2 separate regions of the Homo sapiens genome follow, and region 1 is linked to region 2. A link is a loop called in an ENCODE intact Hi-C map of the cell type or tissue named here. Cell type or tissue: IMR-90. All regions are shown on one strand. Each heading gives the region's core, and the rest is flanking DNA. Links, peaks and the distances in the headings are about the cores only. Region 1 has its middle 2.9 kb from the start of LINC01912. Region 2 has its middle 91 kb from the start of TMX3.

Region 1 (5,392 bases), core at 316-5,315, 360 kb after region 2:
GCAGTATTTATCTGTACATTTAAAAGCTAACACCTTTCACTGGAAACAAAATAAAATTATCTACTAAACACATTTCCATAGTGGGGGAAAAAACCTTTTAGAGCAACATGAATCAAAATGTCCTTTTGAATACAAAGTACAGTGACAGTAATAATTGAGGTTTCTAGGAGCAAGTAGCCATAATGAGCTCCTGTCGTAGCTGTCATATACTCACTTACTAAGCACGGAGGAGCTGTTTGCTGCTATGGATAAAGAGAGCTAGACTCCTTGATCATTTGCTTAACTCCACTTTAGATAAAGTCTTTAGAAAATAAGCTTCCATTAAGAAGAATTTCTTAAAACCATTTAACCTGTCCCGCCTTCCATTTAATGCTTAAGATGTCAAATGAATGTGCTTCTTTAGGGTTCTCTCTTGCTAATTTATCTCTGTCTTTCACAGAATATGATGTTTCTCTTCAACCTCAGGAAAAAAGGATACTGCATTCCTCCTCCATCTTATACTTTAAAATTATTATTTTTGCTTCTCTACATTAAAATATATATATTTTTTCTAGTTTCATTATAATTTTGTTGATCTTGTTTCATACTTTACAATTAGAAATTCTTTCAAAAGGTTGTTATTACCTTTGCATAGATCTTGACATATTTTGGAAATTATGTAGAATATTGTATTAGTCTGTTCTCACACCGCTAATAAAGACATATCTGAAATTTATAAAGAAACTTATAATTTATAAAGAAAGAGATTTAATTGACTCACAGTTCCACGTGGCTGGGGTGGCCTCAGGAAACAACCATGGCGGAAGAGGAAGCAAACACATTCTTCCTCACATGGCAGCAGTAAGAAGTACAGAGTGAAGTGAGAGTAAGGCCCCTTATAAAACCATCAGATCTCGTGAGAACTCACTCACTATCAGAAGAACAACATGGAGGTAACCACCACCATGATTCAATTACCTCCCACCAGGTCGCTTCCACGACACGTGGGGATTGTGGAAACTACAATTCAAAATGAGATTTGGGTGGGAACATAGCCAAAGGATATCAAATATTATATCCAAAAAGGTAGAATTTAGAATTTTATTGAATTTATCATTGGCTACCAGACTAGAAAATACACATTCACTAATATTTTACAAACTGAAAAATTAATTTTATGAGAGGTAAATTTTAATTAGAAAAAAGCTGCCCAAGGGATAAAGTATTCTGGAACTATCATGTAGTGGGGGAGAGGATAGCACTGTCTTGGAGCCTGGATGAGGCAATAGTAAACACGGGCTGTGGGCAGAGAAAGCTGCCCAGTAATTATACAGAGTGTCCCTAAATAGGTAGATATGGGTGAGGTTATGTCAATAATTTATTTTAAATTTAGTCAACTTTTGGTTAATAATTTGAAAATTATATGGCATATGGAATTTAAAATTATTATAAAGGAACAATATGCAACATCAGTATATGATGATAGAAACTACCACAACAAACCCATTGACTGCTATCTCTCTAGAGAGCAGGTTTTGTCCCTAAAAGCAGAGTAAGCAATTTAGGATGACCAGTTACCTATAATTTACACTATGTAAAGTTTTTTCACTTTTAGACGTCATCCAATTCTTCAGGTCATCAACTGAGTGTAATGCAATTTATCTATAGCTGAACTGGAGTATAATCACCTTAAAGAAGTAAAAATGACTTCTTAGCATAAGAAGATGCTTATCCTCTGACATGTCTACTAAATATAGGTGCAATCAGAGTTAAGAAAGCCCAGATTAAAAGGATCTCATACATATAAATTGGTCCGTTCAACTGCCTTCGCTTTTCCTCAGTCCAGCCAAACTGGTGATTTCCTTCACATTCCCTCTCACCTCATTTTCTGCTCTGCAAGTTAATCATCAGAGGAGCTCTTCCAGAGCCACAGTTTCTAAGGGATAGCTCCGACAACTGTCTGAAGCAATGATTTAACCACCGCTTTTCCTCATTTTCAGATGATCAATTATTCCTTCATTTTCTTTTTTCCCCTGATCTTATCATAAATTTTGTCAACTTTTCACTTAAAAACAAAAAACAAAAAACATTGTGTTTCCACTCCATCCTTTATCTTGCCTCACAAAAATATTTCCTTTTGGCCATCTCTTTTCATTCCGTATATGGGCCAAAGTTGACCAAGTTAGGATTATGTATATGAAACACGCCAAGGATCTATCTGAATTGATCAAATTAAAATATAGATTTTGGAAAGACGTTCTATTTAATAAAGACCCGTTGCCATCAACTGATAAAGTCCTGGATGGATCACAGAACTGTTTTTCAAAATTAGGCTATTTTTATTTGCCCCATTATAATCTAAATAACTTTGACCCTCTTTGAGCTACAATCTGTAATATTAAAATATACTTGATTCTTAACATGACTAAATTATCCAAATTTTATTGTAACATAGTTTCCATTATTTTTCATTAAATGCATATTATTTTAAATTTAATAACAATGGAAAACATTACATTGACCTAATTTGGAAAGCATACCATTCTTTACTTCTCTCAAAAGAAAACAATCCCAGTTTAGGCAGATGAGTTATAGATGGAATATAAGAGCATTAGCAAATGACTACTACTGAGATGTATTTGCTGATTCAGAATTGCTACTTAGAAACTTGCTTATGCAAGAAATATTTGTATTCTTAGTCACCAAAAGGATGGTTAGAACACAGATTATGGAGTGTCTGACCCTAGAGTTTAGGATATATGAGATTTGCACTGCTAACAAGTTGCCAGATGTGGCTGATGCTAATAATCATGGGACCATAGTTTGAGAACCATGGGGGTAGTGTTTGAATTCTTCCTAGCCCTATATGGACCATAAAAGTCAAGTGAATTGCATTTATTTTGAAAACCCAAATATACTTTAATAGCATACTAATCTTTAGTTTGTTAAGATGTCACTGACAGAGTATAATTATATGTTTTATATTTATTATGTGAAAATTTGTTTCAACATATTGAAGAATTGTATTCAAGATTCAATTGACCCATACCGCGTTTTCATAATAAAATTCAAATCTCCAACATTCCCAAATTGTTGGACTCATATACCTTTGTGCTACTAAGGTGCTAAATGTTTTTCTCTGGATTTAGGGGTTGTAACCTGTTATTGGAAGTCCTTTCTTACAAAATAATTTTGACTTTTAACTCTTAGTATAAATACTCTGTTGGTATTTAGAGAGCCAGGGGAGACATTCTTATGACTTAAATAGAGAGTATATATGTTGATTATAACATCTTAGTTAAAAAACGCTGGGTGGAAAAAGGTTGTAGCAGATTTTAGCAGAATGGTTAATTATGGTAGTGATTTGGGAAGTCAGACTATTTTCTTACACATACAGAGGGCTGGAATCAATGAAAATCTTATCATGATGAAACCAATCACAGTAGTCAGTTTAAAAAAAAAAAAAAAACTAAACTAAACTAAAAGAAAAAACTGCACCCCCTCTACTCCTCCGTGCAGGGAACAAAGGAATAACAGAGGAATAGAGAGATTTTTACAGTTTTTTTTGAATTCCTTCCTTGGTTCCCAGTTCATTTCCTCGTGTTCTCTCCGTCATTATGCTCTCTACATACGCTCTTCCTTCTTCCTCACACTTTACTATTTCCTTATCTATTGGACTGTTTTCTTCAGGACTCAGCCTATGCTAACTTTCTCAGGGACGCATCTAACATCTAGTAAAAGCGAATTCTCCTGCTTACGCTCCACAAATATGTATACATACTCTGTGTGTGTGTGTGTGTGTGTTTGTTTGTAGCACACCATATTATCTCCTTCACAACACTTGCATTCTGATGCTTTTTAACTACTTGTTTATCATCTCATCTTTCTAGTTAGGTTACAAAGTCATGAATGCAGACTGCTTTGGTCAGTACTATATCCTTGAATTTAACAAAATAAATGTGATGTTGGTTAGTATGTGCTGGATACATAAGTATTAATTACATGTCTTGAAAGGTTGAAATTTATTTTGCTGCTAAGTATGCAAGTATTTTAGATGTAAATATCTTAACTGCATTGTGCAAAGGGGAACATTTCATCATAAAATAAATTAGATCAGCCAATCAGTTCATTTGGAAAAGGTTTGATAATGGTGCTGTGGAATGGCTTATTTGATAGATACCCATATCCTAAGTTAACTAAGAATATATTCTACATCGTAATGTTATCAAGCCAAAATTGAACTCAGTGGCATAAATAGGTCCTGATATTAGACAAGTGTGGTTTTGAATTCCAACTTTTCCATTTAACTAAGTTAGGCAAGATATTTGAATTCTAGGAACTTTGGTTTTCTCATATGTAAAAGGTGATTAATGTTACCAACTTTGCAAAATTGTGAATATTAGAAAAAATTTATGAAAATCTTGTTTTACACAATTAATATGCTTTTATGCATACCGATTCAAGTCATGAATAATAAAAAGTCGTCAACAAAATAACGTTTTTCCTTTATTCTTTAGTTAATTTAGCAAGATGATATTTATCCAGTTCTTTCTATATGAAAAGCAGTAAGTGTCCAATTTGCCTAATAATTCTGCAGTAAATTCCAATTTGCCTCTGACTTTTAGGATATACAATCTGTCTTCACTTAAAGTTATGTGTGACATGAGATGATTTCTTCCAACTCTAGCTTTAGCAATAATATTTTGTCTTTAAAGAAGCATTAAATGACATTATAAAATTATGTTACCTCATTTTACCATGCAAAGCTACTGTGTGCCTCCCTTAAATCAATATATTAATGTTTAATTACATGGTTTTAAGAAATAATTAACATGAGAACTGTAGCAAATACATTGTAGTAGGAAGTATTTTTTTTTTTTTGGTCTTAAAGTGGTTGTGTCATTTTTAGTAGCTTTCTAAATGTAAAACTGATCATTTCAATTTTGGATTAAGATGGACTGAATGCATATTAATCAATTTGGTTTTTGTTTCTTTCCAGGAACCCTAGTAAAAGTTATTTTTGTTTTTATTGTTTCTATTTTAAGAAAGGATATTATTAAGAAAAGATATTATTAAGGGAAGAATGAAAGAAAGAAATCAACAGCAGCAGAGTTCTGGAAATAGGGTAGAAGATGAATAACTGGTCATTTACTTGGCTTAATACTAAATGACTTTTTAGTTGACTTTTTAGTTTAGTTGACTGTGTAGTTGTTTTGACATTAATGACTTTTTCACATAGTGAAAAAGTTTGGAAACTAGGACCAAATGTATTTAAATGGCAGAAAACTCAAAAGTCACAGGAACTGGTGGCAACTATCACCTCTGTAAAATGAAGGTAAAGAGGCATGACTTGAATAAGGAGGAACAGGGGCACATCATTTGGCAGAGTTAGAGCTCCACATCTCCAGCCTTT
Region 2 (5,392 bases), core at 156-5,155:
CCCATCTCTCCACCCTTTGAACTGCAGACACACAAAACTGGATTAATCATAATTCTTTGTTGAAGGTGTACTCTCATTATTATTCCATGATGACTACTTAGTTATTTTTATTGATATAATAAATACCCATCAAACTGCCTTCCAAAATAGAAGTTAAAACTTTGACAGTGACCCAGATAAAATCATTTACTTCCACTGTCCCATCCCTTTACCTCTCTCCATTCAATGATTCTTGTATTAATGAATCCTGTATCAATGATTCCATTGCTTTTCATTTAAATTGTAAAAGAAGATGTATTTTTAAATTCTTAATTGTTTAAAGCTATATAAAACAAAAATAAGCTGTGGTACCTATAACTATTTGGGAGTCTTTGTAAGATTATCTGTATGTTGAGAGTCATTGTAATCAATGTGTTTTTATTTCTTTATAATATTTTGCGGCATAGACTGGTATTTCAACGTGGTCTTGATTTGCATTTTCCTGACACTGATATTCATGATTATTAGTCAAATGTGTTACTAGTCATATATATTTCTTTATATTCATGTCTTTGTTATTAGTTATACTTGTATAACTAATCTTTGATCAGTATATGTATTGAAGGTATTATTTCCAGTGTGTAACTTTTTTAATATTTAAAAGATAATTTTTACTTTTTATGGCATAATATAAAATATAGCATAATTTTAATAGAATATTTTATTTTTTGATAATTATTCTTATTTTAGTACAAATAACCTTAATTTTTTTTCTATTTTCAATATTTTTGAGTACTTTTAAAGGAATACTTTTCTGTCCACAAGATCCAGGTCTTTAATATCTCAATAAAATATTATAATTTATTCTCCTGGGCATCTTCGCATTATACTTAATTGCTCTTCTAAGTTAATTATTCTAATTGGTGTCCTATAGGTAGTGGAGAAAAACGGAAGTTTTTTTTTTGTTTGTTTCATTTTGTTCTTTTTTGAGATGGAGCCTCGCTCCGTTGCCCAGCCTGGAGTGCAGTGGCGTGATCTCGCCTCACTGCAAGCTCCGCCTCCCGGGTTCACGCCATTCTCCTGCCTCAGCCTCCCGAGTAGCTGGGACTACAGGCACCCGCCACCATGCCCGGCTAATTTTTGTATTTTTAGTAGAGACGGGGTTTCACCATTTTGGCCAGGATGGCCTCGATCTTCTCACCTCGTGATCTACCCGCCTTGGCCTCTCAAAGTGCTGGGATTACAGGTGTGACAACCACTGCGCCTGGCCAATAGAATTTTTTTTTTTTTAAAGGCATAAGACTGTTACATAGGCCGGGTGCGGTGACTCACAACTGTAATCCCAGCACTTCGGGAGGCAGAGGCGGGCGGATCACGAGGTCAGGAGATCGAGACCACCCTGGCCAACATGTTGAAACCCCATCTCTACTAAAAATACAAAAATTAGCCGGGCGTGGTGGCGGGTACCTGTAGTCCCAGCTACTCAGGAGGCTGAGGCAGGAGAATGGCATGAACCTGGGAGGCGGAGGTTGCAGTGAGCCAAGATCGTGCCACTGCACTCCAGCCTGGGCAACAGAGCGAGACGACCTCCGCCCCGCCAAAAAAAAAGGCTTTCATGTAAAGATAATTTCATAGTATGAAATTGATTGGGAATCATTTGGAGACTAGAAAACATTAGTTTCTTGTTCTTATAATTCAAATATGTGATAAGACAGAAGAGAACTAAGGAAGTAGCAGTCAAAATAGAAAAAAAGGTGAATTTAAGACATGTTTGTAATAAGACACTATTTTGGTTTGGAAATTTAGATGTACTGTTTATGGATTATGATATTGCTATTATAAAGAATGACCATATAGGAAATACAGAAGAATATAGGGATGTTGAATAACATTGTGAGAATAGGGAATGTAAGTAAAATGTAGGAGCATGTCAATGGAACAGGAGGGGAAACAGCAAATTTGAAGTTTCTCTAAGAAATCCAGAAACATGTGTATTGGTTTCCTCTTGCTGCCGTAACAAATTACTACAAAATTAGTGGTTTAAAACAAGAAAAATTTGTTATGGTTTTGGAGGTCGGAAGTTCAAAATGGGTGAGAAAGGCTATGCTCTTTGAGCCTTTAGGAGAGAATTTGCTTACCTTTCTGGTTTCTAGATGCCACCAGCATTCCTGGGCTCATCAACATTCCTCCATCTTCGAAATCAGGAGTGTACTATCTTTAAATCTCTCTCTCTCTCGCTCGCTCGCTTTTTCTCCCGCTTTCTCTTTCTGTCTGAGTCTGCTTCCATCTTTGTATCATTCTTCAATTCCGACTTTCCTGCTTTTTCTAGGAAGGACTCATGTGACTACATTGGGCCCGCTTAGATAATCCAGGATACTCTCTCCATCTCAAGATTGTGAATGTCGTCACATGTGCAAAGTGCAACAATGCAGGGTAGCATAGTCACAGCTTTTGGGTTTTGAGTTCTAGCAAACTCTTTTTTTTTTAAATTAGTTTTCTCTCCCTTGTTTTCATCTCTCTTTGTAATAATCTCTGCTTCTGGCTTTATGTACTTCAATTTTTACCTGCTGCTTCTCTTATTTCCTATACTGCTCTTAGTATGTTCTGAAAAACGATTTACTTATCTTTCAACATGAAACACTTTTATTGCTCAGTTTTGTGTGGGGTTTATGTCATGCAGCCTAGTTTGTTCAGAGGATGTAGATGGTGGCCTTGTCCCGGGAGCCCAGTCAGTGGGTGGGATCCAATTACACAGAGCATGACAATTCACAAGGCAGGAAGATCCTTAACGTCAGCTTTCTCTTTTTTTTTTTTTTTTTTTTTTTTTTTTGAGACGGAGTCTCGCTCTGTCGCCCGGGCTGGAGTCTAGTGGCGCGATCTCCGCTCACCGCAAGCTCCGCCTCCCGGGTTCGCGCCATTCTCCTGCCTCAGCCTCCCAAGTAGCTGGGACTACAGGTGCCCGCCACCACGCCCGGCTAATTTTTTGTATTTTTAGTAGAGACAGAGTTTCACCGTGTTAGCCAGGATGGTCTCGATCTCCTGACCTCGTGATCCACCCGCCTCGGCCTCCCAAAGTGCTGGGATTACAGGCAGCTTTCTCTTGTTAAGGGACTGGAGAGTGGGGCAGCCTTAGAGAGTCACAGACTCCTCCACAAAGGTTGTTTCATACAGCACATACATTGTTCTTCAAAATATTTTAGACTCAAGCGCTTTTGTTAAGCCTCTTTGATGCCTGTTTTTTCCGTTTTTCTTTTGCATCCCACTGCAAAGGCCAAGAGGGGGCAGCAAACCCTCTCAAGAGGAAGCCTGCAGCAAAATGTGAGTGGTTTGTGACAGCAGTTTATGGGGTTACCCTCATTTCCCTTATTCTCTGACAATTTTGTCCTGCTTTCCTTGTTTTTAAAAATAAGGTTTAAATTTTTTAAATCATGCACTTTCTCCCTTGCCATTCGTGGTTGCTGTCAAATCTGCAATGTTAAAAATTATGTCCCTGTTTTCTACAGAGTAGAGGTATGAGAATTGACAAATTTGAGTTTTGAAATTTTATCGACTGAAAAGGTACAGAATAATGTAAATAATTTTCTGTAAAATGACCTTTACTTTAGAAAAAGGCTTTGAGTCATAGCTCTAACTCTTCTAAAATCATAATGCTTAAAATAATGAAAAATATAACAGATTCATAATTTAGATTTCTAGAAGAATATTTCAAGTAAGTATAAGACATTTTGATTAGCTAAAAAGAGGAAACTTATTCTTCTTTCATTTTTCCTTTAGCACAATTAGACGTTTTCCCCACAAGCTTTTCTTATGAAAAGGAAAAAGAAGGCAGTGAAAAAGCAAGAACAAACATGAGAAACAGAGAGAGAAGAAAGAATAATAATCCCTGGCAAATTAAACATCACAGATTACACAGTATTCTTTAATAACGTGGAGTTTGATATTAAAATGACTAAAAGATAATTCAGAGAAATATTTCATATTGATAGAATACACTTCCAACAAGGAAGCATGAAAGTTATGAATGTGCATGCTTATTACAGGTTTGAAATATCTGGAATAGAATTTGATGAAAATACAAGAATATGAAAAGAGTGATCAGTATAAGAAACATTAAAAATTATCTTGGCAAAAGTTAGACCAAATAGGGAGAAATAAGTATGAATACTGTGGATTGAATCATGCAATTAGGAAGCCGGAGCCTTCATAAAAACATACCTCCAAGAGGGATTTCATATTATTTTCAAACGTTGATGAATAGTCACAGAAATTTACCCTGTATTAAGCCACAAATATTACATTAAGTCCCCAAAGAAATAATGATACAATCACTCTTTTCTGACTACTATGAAGTCAAAATAAATCCTATGCATTGTATTTAACATTTATTTGTAAAAGTATTTTTATTTTTTTGAAGTTTGTCAAATTCTAAACTGCAAACTATTCATAGAGGATAATGAGAGGACTGCAAGTTAGGAATGGTGGAAAGTAATCACACCAATACTGACAAAAATTGTATTGCTCTATGTGGTGGCACATGCCTGTAATCCCAGCTACTCAGGAGGCTGGGACAGAAGAATCACTTGAACCCAGGAGGTGGAGGTTGCAGTGAGTCGAGATCGTGCCACTGCCCTCCAGCCTGGGTGACAGAGCGAGACTGTAAAAAAAAATTGTATTGCTTTAAATACATTTATTAAAAAGAAAAAAGGTAAAGGTAATTAAATATTCAATTCAAGAAACAAAAGGACAAAAATAAATCTAAAGTAAGTACAATGTCAAAATTAATATAAAGGAAAGTAGAAAGGACTAAAATAGAAAATAAACAGTTTAAAAAATGCAAATAGCAAACTTACCTAAGAAAACCAAAACCTGGTTCACTGAAAAAAAAATTTTGGCAAAAATAATTAAGAGTGGAGAGGTTTCATTTTGCTTAGGAAGAAATGTAGTGCTTGAAAAGAGAGACAAATAAAAATAGGGTTATTTGAAAAAAAGATTAGAGACGTCTAACAAATTAAATGTATATATATTTAGAATTCTTGATTTTTACATGCTGGGTAATTTCTTTTTTTATTTAATTTTATTGTAATTTTAACTTCTGGGATACATGTACAGGACATGCAGCTTTGTTATGTAGGCAAATGTGTGTCATGGTGGTTTGCTGCACCTACCAACCCATCACCTAGGTATTAAGCCTCACATGCATTAGCTATTTATCCTGATGCTGTTCCTCCTCCCAGCCCCTGACAGGCCCCAGTGTGCATTATTCCCCTCCCCGTGTCTATGTATTCTCATTGTTCAGCTTCCACTTATAAGTGAGAACATGCGGTGTTTGCTTTTCTGTTCCTGTGTTAGTTTGCTGAGGATAATGGTTTCCAGCTCCATCCATGTTCTCGCAAAGGACATGATCTTTTTCCTT

Evidence for each region. A loop is a pair of places that touch in the nucleus more often than their neighbours do. Peaks named below come from ENCODE experiments on the same cell type or tissue, not always from the same donor. Only the 100,000 strongest peaks of a DNase experiment are listed, where the experiment ranks them.
Region 1: it touches region 2 in a loop (2.2-fold over the local background); 3 of 110 quality-filtered maps call a loop at or near these places.

What each region holds. Positions count from the first base shown.
Region 1 is chr18:68,265,054-68,270,445 of GRCh38, reverse strand. No RefSeq gene overlaps it. Among named protein-coding and RNA genes, the nearest start is that of LINC01912, 2.9 kb to the right of the region's middle. In IMR-90, for the core only: no CTCF peak of the experiment used is centred there; a DNase peak (open chromatin) is centred at 2,665.
Region 2 is chr18:68,621,409-68,626,800 of GRCh38, reverse strand. No RefSeq gene overlaps it. Among named protein-coding and RNA genes, the nearest start is that of TMX3, 91 kb to the left of the region's middle. In IMR-90, for the core only: a CTCF peak has its summit at 3,264 (motif pointing right); a DNase peak (open chromatin) is centred at 3,270.